3 separate regions of the Homo sapiens genome follow, and all the other regions are linked to region 1. A link is a contact called in ENCODE Hi-C or POLR2A ChIA-PET data. All regions are on one chromosome and are shown on one strand. The core of a region is the stretch at or near the end of the contact, and the rest is flanking DNA. Distances in the headings are between cores, read along the strand shown.

Region 1 (4,039 bases), core at 808-3,307:
TAAAAGCATCCTGCAGTTTGCTGTTATTGACTTGCCCCAGACTTACTGGTTCTCCACCTGGAAGCAGGAAAAGTCACCCAGGAGCATAAAAAATCTCACCCTCGGGCCCCAGCCGCAGAGGTTGGAGTTGACTAGTCTGGGCCGGCCTGGGCATTGAGACTTTTTTTTTGCTTCAAACACTTAACATGCAGGCAGGGCGGAAGACCTGGGCTCCAGGTGCTCGCTCTGCAAAGACAGATAGCTTCAGGATAAACCTCCGGACCCCCTTTCCATTTGTATTTGCCGCTAAGCTGCTCCTTATGCATAAATGGGGTCTGCAAGGAGCACAGACGTCTCTAGCCCTCCCAGCCCTCTGCAGATGAGACACAGACCCCAAGTCCAGGGACTTCCAGGGCTGAGCTCTCAACCCCCTTGGCTGCCAAAAGCTGGGGGGCCTTGTACACAGCATTCACCTCTGTGGGCCTCAGTTCCTCCTTCTGTGATCTGGAAGAGAACAGTGGCTCTGAGTTTTTCTGAGGTCACTGGCCCTTTTGAGAATTATGTAAGCAACGGGTCCTCTCCCAGAAGCATTCCTGTGAGGTGACCACGGTGCCCGTGACTACGGATGGCTCTGGGGCTCTAGCCCGACAGCTGGGCTGTATCAGCCCCTTAGGTCCTCACCTCGACCCCATGCGCTAGGTCCTTTGATTAAGTCCTTTTACACATGGGGAAACTGAGGCACAGAGGGGTTAAATAATTTGTCCGAGGTCACACAGCCGGTAAATGGCGGAGCCAGGTTTGGACCCAAGCATGCTGACCCAGGCTTGCATTCCGAACCACTCGGCTGCTGACCCCAGGCATCTGACTCTGGAATTAATAAGCAAGTTTTATGATGAGGCGGGGAACTCCACGCCATCTGTGCACTAAGGGTGATTCACCAGTGACTTCTGGGTGTTATAGATCAGGAAACACAATTGGGGAATGGACAGGACAAGCTCTGTCATGGACTCTGTGTGGCCTTGGACAAGTGATCTTGCCTTTCTAGCCTCAGTTTCCCCCCTGAGAAGAAGACAGAACTGGCCCCTACCCTGTAGATGGGTTGGAGGAGCACTTGAGATTGGAAAACGCATAATAGGTGTTCATTAAAGAGGCTCACATGGATACACACAAGAACAATCTCAGGGCCTTCACGCACCTAAATGTTCTGCCCCTAGTGTGGGCAAGGGAAACAAACTGGAAGAAGACAAGAAAAGCCACTGAGAGCTGGGGACGGTGCCTCTGTAGCACCTGTGAGTCCCCGAGGAGGAAGTACTACAGGAACCAGCGGGGCCGGGCGTGGGGGCTTGCGGCTGGAATCCCAGCACTGTGGGAGGCCAAGGCAGGCAGATCGCTTGAGCCCAGGAGTTTGAGACCAGCCTGGGCAACACGATGAAACCCCATCTCTACAGAAAATACAAAAATTAGCCGGGCATGGTGGTCTAGGCCTGTGGTCCCAGCTACTAGGGAGGCTGAGAGGTGGGAGGATCGCTGGAGTCCGGAAGGTCGAGGCTGCCGTGAGCCGTGATCACGCCACTGCACTCCAGCCTGGATGACAGAAACCCTGTCTCAAAAACAAACAAAAACACAGAAACCAGATAACCAGCCCCAGCCCCTCACATCATCAGAGTGATGCCACGCCCTGGCATCCCCCTCCACGTGGTGCATGCTCTTTTTTTTATTTTTATTTTCTTCAGTTCTCTGATGCTGATTCAGAAAATAAAAATGTAGAGGTCCAGGTGGGCTGTGCCTGGAACGGGGAAGGTGAGGGAAGTCCTCTGTCTCAAAGGCCTCTTCGGAGGACGCTCTGGTCTTGCCAAGTTTACAGCTCCTCCCTGTCAACATCAAGTCAGGTCCCCAACTCTGTCTTGCTCATCCACCTGGCTTCCACTTTTTTTTTCTTTCAAAAGACGAACAGAGAAGTTTCATTTTCTTTTTCTCCTGAAACCGAATCTGGCCGGCCTGGCTAGGCATCTATTTCCGGGCTGTAAGCAGCTGACACCTGCCCAGTGGAAGCTGGCATCCCTCCCCTTGTGGGTTCAGAGCTGCAAGAAGCACCAGGCTCGGCCACTTCAGAAGCCCCAGCCTCGACCTAGCCCACCCTCTCAGGGCCACAGTGCAGAAGCCTGCACACCTGCCAAGTCTCTCCGACTCCTTGCAGCTGCTGTCAGCATGGCCCAGGCTCCTGCTGACCCGGGCAGAGAAGGTACAGTACTTCTTCCTTCCAAGGACCAGCGGTAGCTCCCGGGGTGAGATTTCTACTTCTCTTTCCTCCTGTTTCGCTTGGTCCAGATCATGATGACAATAGCAGTATCCTAAAGAATAGTAGACCAGCTGGGCGTGGTGGCTCACGCCTGTAATCCCAGCACTTTGGGAGGCGAGGTAGGTGGACTGTTTAAGCTCAGGAGTTTGACACTAGCCTGGCCAACATGGCGAAACCCCATCTCTACTAAAATTACAAAAATTAACCGGGCATGGTGGCGCATGCCTGTGATCCCAGCTACTCGGGATGCTGAGGCTGGAGAATCGCTTGAACCCGGGAGGTGGAAGTTGTAGTGAGCTGAGATGTCGCCATTGCACTCCAGACTGGGTGACAGAGTGAGATTCCATCTCAGAAAAAAAAAAAAAAAATAGAAAGGGACAGCATAGCCATCCCCCTTTGACAGCTGACTGTGCCCCAGGCACCTCGAAACATGCTTTCCAAGCATTTCCTGATGGCCTGCAGGGACAAGTGCCATGTCATTCCCATTTTATAGATAACTGAGGCCCTGAGAGGTGAAATGACACTCTCAGGGTAACACAGCTGGCGAACGCTGGTGTTAGCGTCTGAACACCCATGTCACAGTCATATCGAGAACAAAGCGGTTTGCTTTGATGAGATACATGTGTGCCTTTGTTCCCCCTTGTTGCATCCTTTCCTCAACTAACATTTCATTCATTTTATTCCTGGAAGAGTTGCAATGAAAGCCAATAGTGTATCGAGTAATTGCTGTTCTCTAGGGTCTCCACTAAGCGCTGTGGACTGTAGGTGAAGTGTGGTTTTGCGGTTTGGGGGATGTGTTTGTTTTGTTTTTAATCCTCACCACAATCTTTGAAGTAGTTATTACTGTCTCCATTTCACAGAAGAGGAACCTGAAGCCGGAGGGGAGGTCACACAGCTAGTAGTTGGCAGGGCTAGGAGCTCAAACCCAGGAAATCAGCCATCAGAATTTTAAAAAACCAACACAGAGTGTGCCCCGGGAGGGCTAATGTCAGGGTGTGGCCCAGGAGCCGGGCTGACCGCGGAGGTCCTGTGGAGCTTCCTCTTCGGGGACTCACGGGTGCTGACGCAGGTTCCGGACTCAGCCCTCGCTGGCTTTTCTTGTCTTCCTCCCCAGTTGATTTTCCTTTTGTGACCAAATTGTTGCCTACACCTGCTCCATTTTACAATTTCCCATTTTCAGACACAGTAGCCTGGGACTCAGCAGTCGAGGCCAGCCCAGGGCCAGTGCTTGTCCTGCATCCACACCTCTGACCCCCATCTCCTCTGGGGTGTGTGGAGCCGAGGCAGTGGCTCCCTAAGGTCAGCCTTCCAGAATCAAAACTGCGGCCAGGCGCAGTGGCTCACGCCTGCAATCCCAGCACTTTGGGAGGCTGAGTTGCGGGGATCACCCAAGGTCAGGAGTTTGACACCAGCCTGGCCAAAAAGGGAAACCCTGTCTCTACTAAAAATACAAAAATCAGCCGGGTGTAGTGGTGCGTGCCTGTAATCTCAGCTACTTGAGAGACTGAGGCAAGAGAATTGCTTGAACCCAGGAGGTGGAGGTTGCAGTGAGCCGAGATCACACCACTGCAGCCGCAGACCAGGCAACAAGAACGAAATTCCATCTCAAAACCAAAAAACAAAAAACTCTGCGAGACAAGGTGAAGCCAGGTGTGAAGTCAGGTGCATGGAGGTGCTGCTGGCTGCCGGTGGGGGAGTTTGGTGGGCGCAGGAGTGGGAATTCCCAGGTCTTCTAATTGGTCTTCACCTGCACACGGCAAG
Region 2 (3,997 bases), core at 129-2,628, 130 kb before region 1:
GTTCCTTCAACCAGGCACTCCCCCTCTCTTCAGGCACATTTCCTTCCAGCTGCTCACTCTCTTCTGCTGTTACAGGAAAGCGGTCCCCATCCAGACCCCAAGTGAAGGTTCTTGGATCGCAGTTGCGCAAGAAAGGGTGAGTCCACAGTGCAAAGTAAAAGCAAATTTACTAAGAAAGTCAAGTGGTGAAAGGACAGCTACTCCACAGACAGAGGAGGACATTCCCGAAAGTAAGAGGAGGAACGCGTCCACCCTAGGTACAATGCTTGTATATATGGGCAGATGTGCTCTGCTACGAGGGTTTGTGATAAAGGATTAGTTTTCTTAATTACTGTATTTTACAAGAATCGATATTATTATCTTTAAAGTAAAATTAGGAATGCCTTTGTTCTCCAGATATCAGGATATCTGGACACTCCCAAGTCTGGGTCTGTTTAGTAAACATTATTAATTTGTTCCTTAACCATAAACATCTAGAGGCTCAGAATGCCTGACTTTCTGGGAACGCAGCCCAGCAGGTCTCGGCCTCATTTTCCAGCCCTCACTCAAGATGGAGTCGCTCTGGTTCCAACGCCTCTGACACTGAGACACTCCAGTACCCCCAGACCCTCCTCCTCCTCCCATCTCTCTCCCTTCACCCCTCCCTCCCTCCTCTCCTCTCTCCCTGCCTTCCTGCCCTTGCACTGCCAGGCTGGCATTGAGGAAGGTCGGCTTCCTTCCGCAGACAGCACATTTCAGCCAGCTCAGCTTCCTGAAGGCAACCCTCCTCCAAACCCTTTACAATTTATTTATCTAATTAAAAATCTCTCAGCAGCTCAACATGCTTGAAGAGTTCATATTTAACCAACACTCACGGCCACCCCAACCCATCCAGGCAGGGCAGGCCCTCCCAAGAGCCTTGCCCTCTCAGGCCCTGGGAGCTGGGCTGGGCAGAGCCTCCACTCAGCTCCCCAAGTCCACCTAGAGCAGGGGGGCCGGGCACCCCAGGCTCGCCCTGGCCCCCGCCAGCTGCGTTTCCGGCCAATGAACCTGCCGCTCAAAGCCTCCTTTTTAATTAACTCCATATCTCAGGCGGCCGGAGCACGTGGGCAAACTTCTGTCTGACTTCCCTGCGAAGCCCAAGCACACCCCAGTTTGCTTTCTAAGAATAGAAGCGGGAGATGGCGGGGAGGGAGGAGGCCGGAATCTAAAAATGAATGCGCAGCCCAGAGCGAAACAACCCAGGCCAGCAGAGGGGAAAGAACGCGGCGCACGCGTGCACACACACGCGCGCGCACACACACACGCACACACACGCAGAGCCCAGCCCAGTGGAGCTGTCTGCTGCCATCCTGGGTGTGAGCCGCGGACCTGGCAGCCTGCCCAGCTGTCTGGCAGGGATGGGGGTGGCGGTGGCGCTGCTCATCCCGGCAGCAGGCAGCTGGGGACGCCCATGGGAGTCTGGAATTTTTTTTTCTGGGCCGCTTGGTTTTCCCCAGTAGACAGAGGTGACTCACAGGCTGGCAGGCTAAGTGGCTCAGGGGATCATGAGAGCCCCGATGCTGCGGTGCAAAGTTCCAGGAATTCAGAAACCAAAATGCCTGGGGCAGGAGAAAGGGCAAGACTTAGCCCCCACCAGGAAGACCAGGGAGAAAAGGTAACTCCAGCTCCACTGTTGAGGGGACACTTTGGAAGAAATCGGGATGTCTACTTAGCTGCTAGTAATAATAACAATAAAAACAACACCACCACCAGCTGCCATTCATTGAGATTTTGCTCTGTCACGCTCCGTTCTAAACTCTATACTTGGAATATCTCGTGAGCCTCACAACAGCCATGCGTGGTACCACTACTCCTGCCCCCATTTCCCTGATGAGGAAACTGAGGCCGGGGAGTTTGCTGTGTGCCCAAGCTCACATACTCAGGAAGGGCTACGCCAGGATCTGAACCCAGGCGGGCCTCCTGCACCAGCAGCAGCACGTCCCTGAAAGCCAGCCCTGCCCGTGGGTGCCTATGCTTGCAGCTGTGGCACCCAGGAGTGGCCGGCACCCCGGGCAGACGTGCCGGTAGGAGTGAGGTTATGGTTCAGTATCAGGTAACAACGAACCAAACAGAGAGAAAGTTTTCCCCTCCCAATTGTCTTTCACCCTTCCTAATTATCTGTGAAGGAGAAAGTCTCAGTTGGGTGCCAACTTGTCCTCAACACTCCCTGAGCACTTGGATTCCTTTTTTGAACCAAGAGAGCAGGCTCACGCTCACGTAGACATGGGTAACACTATTTTACTTTCGCGGTGTTTATTTTTCCATCTAGTTTTGGAAAGTTACCCAGATTTCCTCTTAGGGTAGTGATACAGAGTTCACTTTTAAGACAAATTAAGTTTTGTAAGTTAGTCGAACATTTCAGAGGGAGAGAGATACTGAAATATTTGTGGATGCAAAGACATGATTTCTGGGGTATGCCTCAGAGTAATCTGCAGTGGAGGAGCGAGTGAAGACATGGAAGAAACAAGATCAGCCACGAGTGGACACTTTTTGAAGCGAAGTGATGGGTATATTACATATCATTTCAAATATTGTATCTTATATTGCAACATTTAATATGACATGTTATATATAATACATACATTATATATTATGAGTATATTGTATTAGATTAGATTACATTATATTATTCAGGCCACTTTTGTATGTATTTAAAATTTTCCATAATGAAAACATTTTTAATGCTATATAAAAACTTTGTTAACTTATCTTAAAGAAAAAAGCGAAGAAATAGTATGAGTGGCAGCCAGACATGGCAGAAAGTATGACGGTGAAGTGCAGACGACTGAGGTGTGCAGAAGGTTAACAGAGGACATGCTTCCAACATTTCCAAGTTCATGATTTCCTTTTTGGGAAGCAGGGGAAGGGGCAGGCCCTCTCTCCGGCCTCCCTCAAAGCTCTGCCCCTCTGGTCCCCGCCAACCCCTGGTGAGGAAGCCCCCTGGTGAGGTTGGGGGTCTGATGTCATCCTGGCAGACCTTGAGGGGAAGGGCAGAAAGGGAAGCATTGCCATTTTCTCTTTTCCTTTCAAGGATATAAAAGTGCACGATTGCCCAAATGATTCCCATCTGGAAATCTAATGTATTAGGAGTAAACAGTCCTGGCTGGGGTGGGGGTGGGGGAGAGGTCATTCACAGGCCACTCTGCTGGCCCCTCTGGGAGTACACAGACCTTCTGGTCCACCCAGAGCCCAGTACCAGGGAGGGTGAAACCCCTTGGTAGAACTAGAGCAGATCCCGAGGGGCTCTGGGCTTTAAGAGTTGGCCTGAGTGGTCTCGCCCAGCAGATCATGAGCCCATCAGGCAAAGGTAGGAGGAGCCCCCAAGTCCCCACCCAGCTTCAAATCTCTGCCCTTCCCAAAGGACAAGACAGCAGAATGGCTCCTTTCACATAGGTATTCATTTATTCGTACATTCATTCATTCAGTTATTTAATGATTATTAAGTGCCTACTGCATACCAGGGACAGTTCTAGGGGCTATAAATATGAAGAGATAATGATACTTCCCAGAGTCTTAACACTGAGAGGTCAGGATGGACAGTCACTGCCTCCATGTTCAAGTGGGAGATCCAAGACATCCCCAGAGGGGGCAGGCATTACAGAGTGAAAGCAAAGCCCTGTGAACACCAGCAGCTGACTTGTGCGTACGGGATGCCCTGTCCTTTGCCCGCACGACACCCTCCCCCTGCCCGCATCTCCTTTGGTCCCCGCAGCAGCCTGTGAGGTGGTGGTTGGCAGGTGCATTCCACATCCTGAGCTGGGGAGGGGGAACGTGCCCAGGTTCACCCGGCTGGCATGCACAGGGCAGCGATTCCAATCTGGCGACAGTGATGGACTTGCCAATTACCATGCATCAAGCACGCTGTCTCAGGGAGTCTGGAATGGCCCTGCCAGACCCACCTAATGATGCGCCCTTGGCAACTAAGGAAACTGAGGCGCAGAAAGAAATGAGTTCCAAACACAGTGGTGCAATCTAT
Region 3 (4,461 bases), core at 700-3,199, 170 kb after region 1:
TTTGCACTGGTTGTTCCCTCTGTTTGGCACATCCTGCGCCCAGGGCCTGGCTCATTCTCTCCATTCAGATGTCTGCTCAAATGTCACCTCCCCAGAGGCCTTCTCTGACCACCCTGCCTAAGGCAGGCTCCTGTCCCATCCTCCTCCTGCCCTTTACCCGGTTTAACTGTCTCTGGCGTCCTTCCACCTGACATAGCATAGACAGCACGTGCTTGTGGGTTTATTCCCGGCATGGCTGTGCAGATGGCCCAGCAACTGGCCTGAGAAGGCTTCAATAAACACTGGCTGAACAAATGAAAGAGTAGGTGAATGAATGATTGAGTGAACGAGTAAGCAGATGAAGACCCATCCTGAAGACTCATCCAACCCTAATTGCTCATGAGTGTTGCCAAGTTGCCGCTCTTGTGAGGGGCAGATAAGAATGTGGTTTCCAAAGTTCCGGTTCCTCTTGAGCAGCGGAAGCGCTCCCCTGTGACCTCTGCAGTGGGAACAGCAGCATCCCCTCTCATAGCCCCGCAAAGACAAGGCTCCTGGGCCTCCTTCTAAGGGGCAGCAGGACTCGGGGTGCCTGGGGAGGTCAGGCCTGCATCCCAACACCAGCACTGTCCCCATGGGCTGTGCGGGCCCGGGCTGGTTACCTGACCTCTCTGTGCCTTGGTGTTCTTATCTACAAGATGGGTACAAAGAGGATTTACGTGGCTGCAGGGCTGTTGTGAGAACTGAATACACTCATACGCAGCCAGGCTGAGAATGGTCCCCCGTGAGTGCTCAGTAAGCAAGAGCAAGCATCACCACGTGGCACCATGGAGAAGGGTGGTCTTCCATTATCTCCTTCTCTTTCTTGGGGCAAGGCGAGGCATGTGATTGTCCCCATCTGGAGCTTGGCCAAGCCAGAGCAGGGGATGTGACAGAGCCCTCAGCATGGTGACATCCCGGAGTTTTGACTATGGGGCTGCAATAGCCACAAGTGCACTGGTGTGCCATGCGGATGTTTCACCTTCGGGGTCTGCCTGGGATGAGCTGCCATCCCCCCTTCTTTGCTGCTGAGGCAGTCAGACCTGAATTGTCTCCACCCCACTGCCAGCTTCACTGAGGAGGAAAGAGAAAGAAAAGGAATGCCGAGGCCCCCAGACAGGAGGCCAAAGATACACAGCCCTCTGGGAAAGGGGGAGGTGGATGCCCAGAGGTGAGGAGTGCTGGCCTGGGGGACTCCTTCGGGGGGCTCCGGGGCTGGCTAGCTGCGGGTGCTGGGCCCAGCCCTGGGCTTGTGTGCCCATAGGGACTGTACCTTCCACATGAGGGGACGTGACCAAGCGGCTGCAACCACACACCTCCCGGCCGGGGCTCGACAGAGCAAGAGGGTCATGAGTATTTCTCACAGAAGGTGAAGTGTGCAGACACAGTGCCATCTGTGGCCTGCACGCTCTCCGGGCCCCTCCAAGCCACCCCCTCCGTCCTTTCTCAGGCCGGGTCCACCCTAGAAACCCAGTGTGTTGGCAGCAGTTTGCCCCAGATGGTCCCTGCTGCTCCCAGCACCTCAGCTCACCCGGCCATGCCCCAGCCTCCAGTGCACTTCATCACCTGCCCTAGAAGCAAGATGCTGAGACCTCGAAGACTGCACTCAGACCCTCAGAGCAAAATATTCGCAACTAATGTGCCAGCAAATTTCCCAAAGCCAAGTAAAACTTAGGATCCAGCAACCCTCCAGTGAGTCCCGAGCAAGGGGCTCGATGATGTGGTTTTGCTCTCCCTCTCCTCAGGCCACTCTGGGCAGGCAGTTTGTCACCGGGAGAGATGACTGCCCCCCCTCACTGGAGCAGGACTGGTGACCACACTGGCAGCCAGATGTTGGCCCAGCGTCGTAAATGATGCAGGACGGCTTATCGGCCACAGGAAGCCAGAGAGCCAGGCTGCAGCCACACAGAGTGAAGAAACAGGCTTGTGGGAGAGGAAGCTGCCCAGCCTCGGTTATGCAAAGTATACGGGGGTGCGGGGTGGGGAGCGGGGGGGCTCTTCCTCTATTACATAATTATCTCTGCATCCCTGCTGGAGGGAGGCTTGCACCTCAGCTGCACTTCCGAGTCACTTGGGGTGTCGAGTGCCACCCTAGGGATTCTGGCACAGTTGGTCTGCAGCATGACCTGGGCAGGAGGGTTTTTTAAAGCCCTCTGGATGATTCTAGGAGCAGCCAATGTTATAAACACAGGCTCCAGATTTAGAACACAGGCTCAGGTTCAGGAGCAGAGCTTCAGCCTACAGGTCCTGAGGGATCCCACCCAACTGCGAGGATCACAGAGACTAAGCTGTGAATAGTGCCCTGGAGTTGTGCAGTTTACAGCCTGTGCAACTGGACACAGCCGACCTGATGGGGGGCAGGGGAGAAAGTGAGCATCCAAACTACTTTGTTGGTGAAGAATGACATGGAGGTGCAGGTTCAGACCCCAGTGCTGCCACCTGTTCAGGGAATTTGTACTCGGTGCCTCCTGTGTACGGGCACTATGTACCCAACCTGAGTCATGCAGATGATATTTATGGGAGGGAGACAGAGAGAAAACAAATAATCCCGCACACAAATATATAATGACACATTTAGTAAAAACAGGCGGCAGGAAAGAGCAAGGGAAGTGTGGTGGGCAGAATAATGCCCTCACCCCAGTCTTAGAACCTGTAACTACTCTAGGCTGCTCGGCGAAGGGGAATTTGGGCAGCAGATGGAACAGAGGTTGTGAATCAGCTGGCCTGGAGATGGGGAGATCATCCTGGACCATTGGAGAGGGCCCAGTGTCCTCACAGGAACCCTTCAAAGTGCAAGAGGGAATGGGAAGAGGGGCGGCAGAGGGAAGACTCACCCCGAGGCTGCTGCCTTGGAAAGGGAGGAACCGAGGACCTGAATCCTGCCAACCACCCCAATGAGCGGGAAACAGGTGCTCCTTTGAGCTTCCAGAAAGGGGCACAGTCTGCTGACACCTTGACTTGGGCTCACTGAGACCCTGGACAGAGGGTCAGTGGAGCCCACCCAGACGCCTGACTTAAGGAGCAGGTGAACTAATCAAGAGGTACTTCAGGCCATGGCACTGGGGGTCACGTGTGATACTAGCAAACAGAAAACACACAGTCAAAGCCTCAAGCGAGAGTATGGTCTAGTTTGGGGGTAAGAGAAGCCTTCCTGAAGAAATGGCATTTGGGGTAAGACCAAGAGGAAGAAGAGAAATGAACTTGGCAAAGTAGGGAGGCAGAGAGAAAAAAGCGGGCCAGGGCCCTGGGCAGGAAGAAACCCACTGTGAGCAAGGGAGGGAGAGAAGTCCAGTGCGAGGCACTATTGCACGCTACCAGCCTCAGCTTCCTTGCCTGTGAAATGGGATTATAACAGCATGCCCTCATTGGGAGAATGAAGTGGGCTGGGAAATCGTACAGCAAAGTAGCTAGAGTTCCACAGTCAGGGTTCAAACCCTAGGTCTTCTGGTTACTGCTTGAGTGACCTTGGACAGGCTGTTTTCCCTACCCGAGCCTCCATTTCCCGCGAGCCTGCTGTGAGTCTTAGATAAGACTGTATCCGCAGCATCCTCAATAAATGTGGACTGTTGTTTTTGTTAGGGGAATAAGGCCCAGAGACAGCAAGAGACCTGGTGGCTGAGCCAGGTGAAAAATAAGTCTCTTGTCTCCGGCCTCAACTCTGTGCAGCCTCTCAATCTGCAGGGCCAGGGTCAACTGAGGAAAGCAAAATTCAAGCCAGGTGAGTTGCGGCCCAGGGTGGCTCAGGAGAGGGGTGTGTGTGTGTGTGCATGTGTGGGTGTGCTGGAGTGGCATGTGCATGTGTGTGTGAGTGTGTGAGATTGCAAGAAGCAGCATGCATGTAGAAGTGTGGCTGGGCATAGTGGCTTACGCCTGAAATCCTAGGACTTTGGGAGGCCAAGGTGGGAGGATCACTAGAGGCCAGATGTTCGAGACCAGCCTGGCAACATAGTGAGATGAGATCCCATCTCTAAAAAAAAACAAAAGTAGTGTGTGAGTGTGTCTGTGAATGTACACAGGTAAGTGTGCATGGGTGTGAAAAGTGGGTGAGTGACTGAGGTATGTGGACCCTCCCCAGAGTTACACCTGGAAGGCTCCCGAAAAGGCCTGGCCGCTCACTCGCAGGAGTCGGTTTAGCTCCCTGAAGGGCAGCTGCCAGCCAGGCCGAGGATAAGGAGCAGGTTTAGCTGGCTGATGCTGGACCAAATTAAATGTTAAAACAACATCCAGGCCTGTGGACGTGTGCACTTAAAGCTGTGCCTGCTGCTCTGGATGATCTAGCTGATTCTTGGTGGCCACGTCTGATGTTTCTGCTGAGATTTAGACACCCTGTCCCTACCCCTGCCACCTCCCAGGGTGAAACACCCACCCGGGAGTTCAGGGCCCTGCCACCCAAGAACAGAAACCATGGGGTAAACCCCACCTCAAGGAGACGCCTCACCCTTGGAG

What was found. A loop is a pair of places that touch in the nucleus more often than their neighbours do. ChIA-PET counts read pairs that join two places held with the same protein, here RNA polymerase II (POLR2A). Pooled maps may share reads with other maps.
Region 2: a loop to region 1 is called in a map with no recorded cell type, with 6 times the contacts of the local background. The contact joins the enhancer-like site here to the promoter of ZBP1 in region 1. A Hi-C loop is called at or near these places in 1 of 168 maps with a recorded cell type or tissue (endothelial cell of umbilical vein), 1 of 37 single-sample maps with no recorded cell type and 6 of 50 pooled maps. POLR2A ChIA-PET finds 5 or more read pairs at or near these places in 6 of 52 experiments (HEK293, WTC11, activated CD4-positive, alpha-beta memory T cell and 3 more).
Region 3: a map with no recorded cell type shows a loop between it and region 1 (11-fold over the local background). The contact joins the enhancer-like site here to the promoter of ZBP1 in region 1. A Hi-C loop is called at or near these places in 5 of 37 single-sample maps with no recorded cell type and 5 of 50 pooled maps.

The regions. Positions count from the first base shown.
Region 1 is chr20:57,618,444-57,622,482 of GRCh38, reverse strand. ZBP1 (Z-DNA binding protein 1) reads left to right here and starts at 2,057. Exons shown (of 8, transcript NM_030776.3): 1 at 2,057-2,221. The coding sequence starts at 2,188. RefSeq lists enhancers at 1,808-2,097, 2,228-2,277, 3,358-3,467, 3,645-4,039.
Region 2 is chr20:57,746,177-57,750,173 of GRCh38, reverse strand. No RefSeq gene overlaps it. Among named protein-coding and RNA genes, the nearest start is that of NKILA, 38 kb to the right of the region's middle. RefSeq lists enhancers at 784-1,641, 1,642-2,501. Within about 2 kb of position 1,378, at least 25 of the 41 ENCODE cell types and tissues checked have a DNase peak (open chromatin) inside an H3K27ac peak, as active enhancers do; they include endothelial cell of umbilical vein, where a contact is called at or near this core.
Region 3 is chr20:57,448,044-57,452,504 of GRCh38, reverse strand. No RefSeq gene overlaps it. Among named protein-coding and RNA genes, the nearest start is that of RBM38-AS1, 57 kb to the right of the region's middle. RefSeq lists enhancers at 159-348, 1-465, 339-483, 525-1,024, 1,529-1,818 and 1 more and a cis regulatory region at 403-420. Within about 2 kb of position 1,949, at least 9 of the 41 ENCODE cell types and tissues checked have a DNase peak (open chromatin) inside an H3K27ac peak, as active enhancers do.